3 separate regions of the Homo sapiens genome follow, and regions 1 and 2 are each linked to region 3. Evidence: read pairs that join two places in POLR2A ChIA-PET (ENCODE). Cell type or tissue: MCF 10A. All regions are shown on one strand.

Region 1 (2,500 bases), 61 kb before region 3:
TGCCAGGTTATGATAAAGGCTTTGCAGCATATTCAGTGATACGGGTGCCATGTGTCACCAGGCGAGTGAAGGAAGGTATCTCTGACATGGCATCGCAACACAGGCTTGCATGAAAGAAGGGAGAAAGCACACAAAACACAAAGCAAGAGTGTTCCAGACAAAGGGAATGGCAAAAATGATGGCTCTAAAGCAAGAAGAAAGGGCCTACTCTTCAAGTGGAAAAACAGACTTCATGATTATTAATAAGAAATCTAAACTGATACAATTAATAGGCAGAAAATACCAATAAAGACTCAACAAGAAAAATGTTTTGATGGATAATGCTTCTTATTAAGCATTAAATTCTCATGGTCATGCTGGAGAAATGAAAGAAATCTCTACTAATTGAGCATCTCCTACGTGTGGGGCACGCCTCTACTCATTCTCACACGCCTTTGTACTCCTGTGTGAAGAAGAGATTATATCTTCATGTCTACTTGACAGATGAAGAGAGAGACCCAGAGAGGATAAGAAACTTGGCCAAGGTCACAAAGCAAGTGGCAGAACTGCCAAAGCCCATGATTTTCCCACTAGTCGTCCATAATGCCAAAAGCAAGAAGAGCTTCAACTTTCCTACTCGGCGTTGCTGGTATCTGTATATTTAGTCAATAGCTACATTTTTGCTTAAATACAGAGGACAAAATTAATTTGCAAAGATAAAGAGGTTCAGTGTCTTTAGCGTATCCTCATTACTTTCTTGCTGGCTGTTCTATTTCACTTGTTCCTTGGCCTTAGAGATATCATGTGATAAAAGGAGGAACTTTCTTATATTCAGCATTACTTTGTTCTTAAAACTTTTATTACAAATGTAATACGTATGTCATCCCTAAGTTTTTAAATTTAGAGACTGACTCCTTTAAAGTTACACTGTGAATTCTTTTCATACACATTCCATGATTTTATCATAACCTTTTTTGGCAAGCTTTGCTGTGAAGACTTGTTCCGCACAATCATAACCCCAAGGGGAAAAAATTAGACTTGTTGATACAGTCCCAGAAATATTTCATATTTCAAGCTCGTTCAGAAACACCCACTGCACTTTCCCAGCACTATCTTAAGACTCCGAATTTAGGATTTAACAGCGACGGAATCTTTGCAGAGTCTTTTCTTGGTGGTTTGTCAAAAATGCCATATTAAATTGTTTTTGACTACCTAATAAAGCTAGTTTGCATCACTGTGCAGTATAACTTAGCCAAATATAAAGGGAAAAAAGTGATCTGTAAGACTGTAACGTGATTTCTTAATTCAGTGGTTCTCAACCCTGGCTGTGCATTAAAATCACTCACAAAGATTTTAAAAATACCACTGTCTGGATCCCACCTCAAACCAATTAAATCAGAAATTCTGGGGGAGGAGCCTGGGCATTAGTACTTGTTTAAATAGCTCCCAGGGTGATTCTATTGTGCAATTGGGCCTGAGAACCACTGCCTTACTCCAAGCAAACAGAGAATCTTTACAATGAAGCTCCCTATTGACAGTACAGCTTCGCCAAGGGCATGTTCCAACACCCTGGCAAGCCACAGCTGGCCAAGTGCCAAAGAAGCACTGAGCCCTCCAGATCTCTGCCTGCCACCAGGTCTAAGGCATATATCGGCCCCACCGTGCCTCTAGGAATCTCCTGAACCACACATCTTTTCTTCCCAAACGATGTTATGGAATTGCATTCATAATGATGCTTTAGATTAGAGATTTGTTACTTAAAGTGTGGCCCCTAGACCAGTAGCCTCAGCAACACCTGGGAGCTTGGGAGCTTGCTGGAAATGCAGAAACTTAGACCTCACTCCAGTCCTACTGAATCAGAATCTGCATTTTAGCAAGATGCACAGTAAAGTTTGAGATGAACTGCTCTAAAGTGATGGTTCTCAAACAATGATCCTTGCACCAGCAGCATCGGCATCTCCTAAGGAGCTCGCTAGAAGTGCAAATTCTAAGGCCCACCAGACCTACAGAATCAGAAATGCTGGGAGTGGGGCTCGGTAATCTGGGTTTGAACAAACCCTAGAGGTGATTCTCATGCATACTATAGTTTGAAAATTTAGTGCCAGAATAATGACTGTCAACCTCGGCTGCCCATTAAAAACCCTAGGAGAAGATTAAAAATCCAAAAGCTCAGAGTGCACCCCAGACCAATTCCAATTAAACAGAATTACTGGAAGTGGTACCCTGGTATCGGTATATATTTTTTTTTACAGTTCCCCAGCTGACTCCAATCTGCAGTCAATGCTGACCTATTGTTCTAGGGACCCTCAACCCCTTCATCCTCTACACTCCCAGGAGATTTAAAGCTGCTTTAATTCTTAGGAAATCGGATCCAACTAGTGTTCCCTGGAATCTTCCTGGAAAAGTCAGAGCTTCCTGGGAGGAAGGAAAAAAGTTCAGAGTGGCTTCCAGGATTTGCCTTTTATGGGAGGTAGTGGGGTGGAAGGACTGGGGAGTGGGAGAGCCGGATGCCAAATGTGGC
Region 2 (2,500 bases), 66 kb before region 3:
ACGTCTGAGGCCCCAGAGCTTAAGTGACCTGGCTAAGGTCATTGGTAAACTTAAAGCAAGAATCCAGGTCACCTCATTCCAGTCCACTCAGGTCTTGATATCATAGCAGTGGATCTCTTTTTAAAACCATGCCTGTTCCTCTAGTCATTTTCTACCTTGATTGCTGTATCTTTCCTCTTCCTTATCTATTTCTTGTCTACCTAAGACATAATATAGGAGACTCTTCATACTTATAGTTCTAGTAAATTCACTGAAACATTGACTGAGCACCTGTTGCTTCAGCAGCTTGGGATATGTCAGTAAAGAGGAAAGACACAGGTTCCTGACCTTGTTAGTTGATATGGTGGTGGAGGATGACAGAACATAAGTAACAAACATTATAAAGAAGCAAATTATATAGTAGTAAAGGGTGATATGTGCTATGAGGGGAAAACAAGAACAGAGTAAGAGGGAATTGGAATGCTTAGAAGAAGTGGGTAGCAGTTACAATGTGGTGAGAATGGATGGGCATGATTGAGAAGTTTACGGCTGAACAAAGACTTGAAGGAGTGAGGGGACGAGCCACGGAGATACTTTGGAGAAGAGCATCCCAGCAGAAGGAACTGCTGACGCAGGCTTGTGTGTCCCAGGAAGAGTAAGAACGTCAGTGTGGCTGAGGCACAGTGAGAGGACAAACAGGAGATGAGGTTGGATGAGCAGCAGGGGTACCTGGCGATTTAGAACCCCTTATGCCATTTTCAAGACTGTACCGTTCACTATGGGACAAATTAGAGATTTGATTATATAGAAAGAGGAAGAGAATAATTCAGAAAAACAGGTCCCTTCTTAGAAAGATAGGACTTTGGGAACCTGGGCAACAACAGGAAGGCACACAATATCTGGGGAGGAAGGAGACGTGGGAGGAGGTTGGAAAGGCACTTGGCAAGAAAGAATATGGAGGAAGACAAATACTAGCACTGTTTACCACAGCTGGGTACCGGGTGTGTTGGAGAACGAGATGAGATGGGTTGAGTCTTAATGCTGCCTTCCTTCTGCCACCTACCTTATGACTACACTTAATTTTCCTGTTGGATAGAATACCACTTCATGGCACCTGTGCCTCACTCAGGGGAAACATTCATTTGCAGGCCTCTACCCTCCCTGTGGCTATCACCCACATGCCAATATCCAATAAGCAGCTTAAAGCAGAATGGAAAATAAAACAGCCTCTGTCCTAAGAACAGACTTCATTAACACACATGCCATGTGCTCATGTCACAATAACCCCAGAAGGTTAGTTATTATTTGCTCCATTTTACAGATGATGAAACTGAGATTCAGATTTATTTGCCCAAGGTCACACAGCTAGTAAATGGTGATGTGGTGATGTGAAACTTGGTCCATCCAGTTCCAGCTATGTTCCTCTGTAATAATATGACTCCTGTCTCAGGAATCACTACTGTGATCCTGAGTCATCAGCTGATTTCTCTGGGCACAGCTCCTTCCCTTTCAGAAATGTGGTTTTTGTTAAAGCTACCGGGTTAGCTACATCCCTGCTCCCTCTTACCAGTCTTATCTCACTGCATGTCTCATGGGAGCTACAGCCTATACGCCACATGTGCTTGGGTCAAACAGGAGTCTCAGAGAATCCATCTAGCCCACTTTCATAGTATAACCCCCCAAGGAACTGCCGTGAGAAGAGAACATGATTAACTAATAAGGAATTCCACTCTCAGAGCCCCATCAGTGTGGAGGAGAATAAATCAAAGAGGTGAGGAGGAGAAGGCGAATCTTGAATGTATGCAGATTAAGTTGGAGTTTGTAAACTGCATTTGGTAGACTGCTTATCTGGCAAACACATTGTTTTATAATTAAGAAAAGCTTTGTGACTTTGATTGCAAATAGCACTTAATTCCTACTCTTGTTAATTTGCTGTCATTAATATATTCTTATCATATTCTATTACATTTTTATTTTACAAAATATTTAGTATGTAATAATCAGAATTTTGAAACATATGCTTCAATTAAACATCTCCATTAAAACCCAACATATTAGATCTTACTGGTTATCCCACTCTTTTTTTTTGTTTTTTTTTTTTGAGATGGAGTCTTGCTCTGTTGCCAGGCTGGAGTACAGTGGCACAATCTCAGCTCACTGCAACCTCCACCTCCTGGGTTCAAGCAATTTTTCTGTCCCAGCCTCCTGAGTAGCTGGGACTACGGGTGCGTGCCACCACATCCAGCTAATTTTTGTATTTTTAGTAGAGATGGGGTTTCACCATGTTGGCCGGGCTGGTCTCGATCTTCTGATGTTGTGATCCACCCGCCTCAGCCTCCCAAAGTGCTGGGATTACAGGAGTGAGCCACCGCGCCCGGCTGGTTATCCCACTCTTTAAGTTCTTTTTGACAGTCCCAACATTGTCACCTCTCGACGTGTGTTTTGCAGTTCGAGCCTGAAGAGATGGATTTATGTCTTAAGAGCTGCCTTTGTAATAAAAGTGGAATAGGGTAGGCTACCA
Region 3 (2,500 bases):
ATAGCTGTCCACTGTAATGACATTTTCTCACTGTGACAAAAGACTGACAGAGAATGCCTGCATTTCCACACATACAGGTTCAGGGATACCTTCCCACGGCCATTCTGCTGGTCCACCGGCTCCGCAAATGATGACTTCATTTCTACCTCTCAAAATGCCCCATCGGTTTGCTTTCTCTATCACAAACAAATGTGACCTTTTCTCCCCAAGTGCCATCTTTGGGTACAGCTGTAGGAACGATAGGCCAGTCAAAGGCTGGTTCAAGCAACTGATTTCCCCAAATAGCTCTGAGAGGTTCTTGTCAGGACTCAGGTTAAGCCAGCTGTCTGTATCACTGAAAATGGTACTTGCTGGTTGCACTTCACACCCACTTCTCTGGTTCTCTCCTTCCAGGAAGTCTATTTTTCAGTTACAAGAACTGTTTACTTTGGCTTACAGGCTGATGGGCACTCCCTCCTTCAAGAGTGTTTCCCAATCCTCTGCCTCCATTCATTTACTCTACTAATGTCTGAGGAAAAGTGTGCTATTCCATCAGCAAGAACAGTTCTGGGTCCTTTACCCACACCCTCGATTTAACTGTGGGATCATGAGTTTTGAGAAACACACACACTTCTCATTTTGGCAGCATTTGCCATCAGCTCAAATACTCCTTCTGCTGATAAAGTCTTAGAGAAGGCAACACTGAAAAGAAAACATACCTGCCTAGGAAGTCTGGGAACAGATTTTTAAGCTTTTTTTATATGAAGCCATATAAAAGTTTTAAAAATATTTTTAACGAGTTATAGGAAAATCATCAGTGGACCCTCAAAAAATAACCTTGCTTAAATCTTCACTGTTCATTGCCACTGTTCATTATGGACAACCAGAGCTCTACAGCTATAACTTTACTTAGCCATCAGTTCCAGCTTCTCTCCTTCCCTTTCCTAAAACTTTTGTAACTGGTGATGACCAATAAAAGGATCTGAAGTGGGCTACTGGGAAAGCCACCAACCATACACTAACATTATCAACAATTTCCATCAGGTATGAGATGAGCATCGTAAACTTGGGAAAGCTGAAGGGCCATGCCGCAGCAGAAAATTAAACCTGCCCTAAGAAAATGGGCACATTGACTAAAGTGATAAAATGGCACAGGTACCTGAACTTATATCCAGGAGAATTCTGCATGTGTCTTTGACTCTATATACTTTATCTTGGCCAAAACTCTCTATCTTTAGCAGCTGAAAAGCTTAGCACCAAATGTATCAAGGTTTTAATTTGCTATGTATCCTTAAGTTTCTAATGTCTTATTCCATCTTAATTTGTAAACCTCCTTAAAACCTTTAGAAAAACAAACAAAGAACTTATAACTAGTGCTACAGAAAAAACAATTCCACACTGAATGTGGAATTACTAAATAACAAGTTGGGGCTCCAGCCACTAATCATCAAAAATTCCTGTCTCTGAAGTCATAGGGTTTGGAGTAAATCCAAACGGAATTTTGCTTTCCTAAATGCCTTAAAGTGCATTCCTATGGAATTCCTGCTCGAACCATTGTGAGGCATTTTAATTATTCCCAGTCACACACTTCCACCCTCAGGTTGTTGGCTTAGGATTTCCTTCCCCAAAGAAGCTGTACAGTTAAAAATTCCTTAGGATATCTGGAGATCACCTGAAGCAGTAAACAGGTTGCACCACACTGCACTTGGCACTCACATATTGAACATTCAGTACATGTTTCTTAAACTAAACACCCTCCTGATTAATCAACATAAATGTTTGTTAAGACACAATCCTGGATTAGCTGAGAATTCAGAAGTCTATTTTGCTATCACCAAGTCATGATGATATGGTCATCTGAAGTGTGTTGATAATTTATAACCGATTTATCAGTTATTGTTTACAAGCAGCTGATCACCACAGTATCTCAACCGTTTAGTATATCAGATCCCTGGCAGTCAAGAGAAGGTTACAAGCAACCACCCACGAGGAAAATTCCTATAAGCTGATAAGGGGTTAGTGAATGAAAGATGACACCTTTATGACAAACTGACAAGAAGAAAAGTCCACACAAATAAAAATTATCTTTAAATATTTGCCAAAAAAATACAGCTGAAACTAATTCATCATGGAAACATTACAAAAAATTCTAAGACTGATCGGCATGAGCAAAGTTAACCAGTTTGAGCTTCCTCCTGCAATGCTATGGCTTCTCACTGGGATTCTCTTAACGGGGAGTGCCATTCGTTTCAGTTTCCACAATGCAGACCAAATGGTTCGATGAAAAAGTTTTTGTATAATATCTTGGATGACCTTGAGTCTAGATTTAGTCAACAAATGCTCATTGAGTTCTTCCTGTGTGCCAAGCGCTAGAATAACACACAATCCTGGCACTCAAATAGATCACAATGAGGCAGAGAGACAGAAATGTGAACTCTAACACAGTATGAAAAGTGCTATAACAGGGGAAGGAGAAAGTGCTATTTATGGTCACTGGGGGATGGGGGATGGGGGATGGCAT

Evidence for each region. ChIA-PET counts read pairs that join two places held together with the same protein. Peaks named below come from ENCODE experiments on the same cell type or tissue, not always from the same donor. Only the 100,000 strongest peaks of a DNase experiment are listed, where the experiment ranks them.
Region 1: POLR2A ChIA-PET joins it to region 3 with 46 read pairs; 5 of 35 experiments call an interaction of 5 or more read pairs at or near these places.
Region 2: POLR2A ChIA-PET joins it to region 3 with 12 read pairs; 5 of 35 experiments call an interaction of 5 or more read pairs at or near these places.

Annotation. Positions count from the first base shown.
Region 1 is chr2:36,432,518-36,435,017 of GRCh38, reverse strand. All of the region lies in intron 2 of CRIM1 (cysteine rich transmembrane BMP regulator 1), which reads right to left. Among named protein-coding and RNA genes, the nearest start is that of CRIM1, 78 kb to the right of the region's middle. In MCF 10A, no CTCF peak of the experiment used is centred here; a DNase peak (open chromatin) is centred at 1,507.
Region 2 is chr2:36,437,711-36,440,210 of GRCh38, reverse strand. All of the region lies in intron 2 of CRIM1 (cysteine rich transmembrane BMP regulator 1), which reads right to left. Among named protein-coding and RNA genes, the nearest start is that of CRIM1, 83 kb to the right of the region's middle. In MCF 10A, no CTCF peak of the experiment used is centred here; a DNase peak (open chromatin) is centred at 1,460.
Region 3 is chr2:36,371,245-36,373,744 of GRCh38, reverse strand. The region is part of intron 1 of CRIM1 (cysteine rich transmembrane BMP regulator 1); the gene reads right to left. It overlaps LOC124907753 (a long non-coding RNA gene), which reads right to left. Exons shown (of 2, transcript XR_007086281.1): 1 at 1-2,500. Among named protein-coding and RNA genes, the nearest start is that of CRIM1, 17 kb to the right of the region's middle. In MCF 10A, no CTCF peak of the experiment used is centred here; DNase peaks (open chromatin) are centred at 424, 1,524 and 2,464.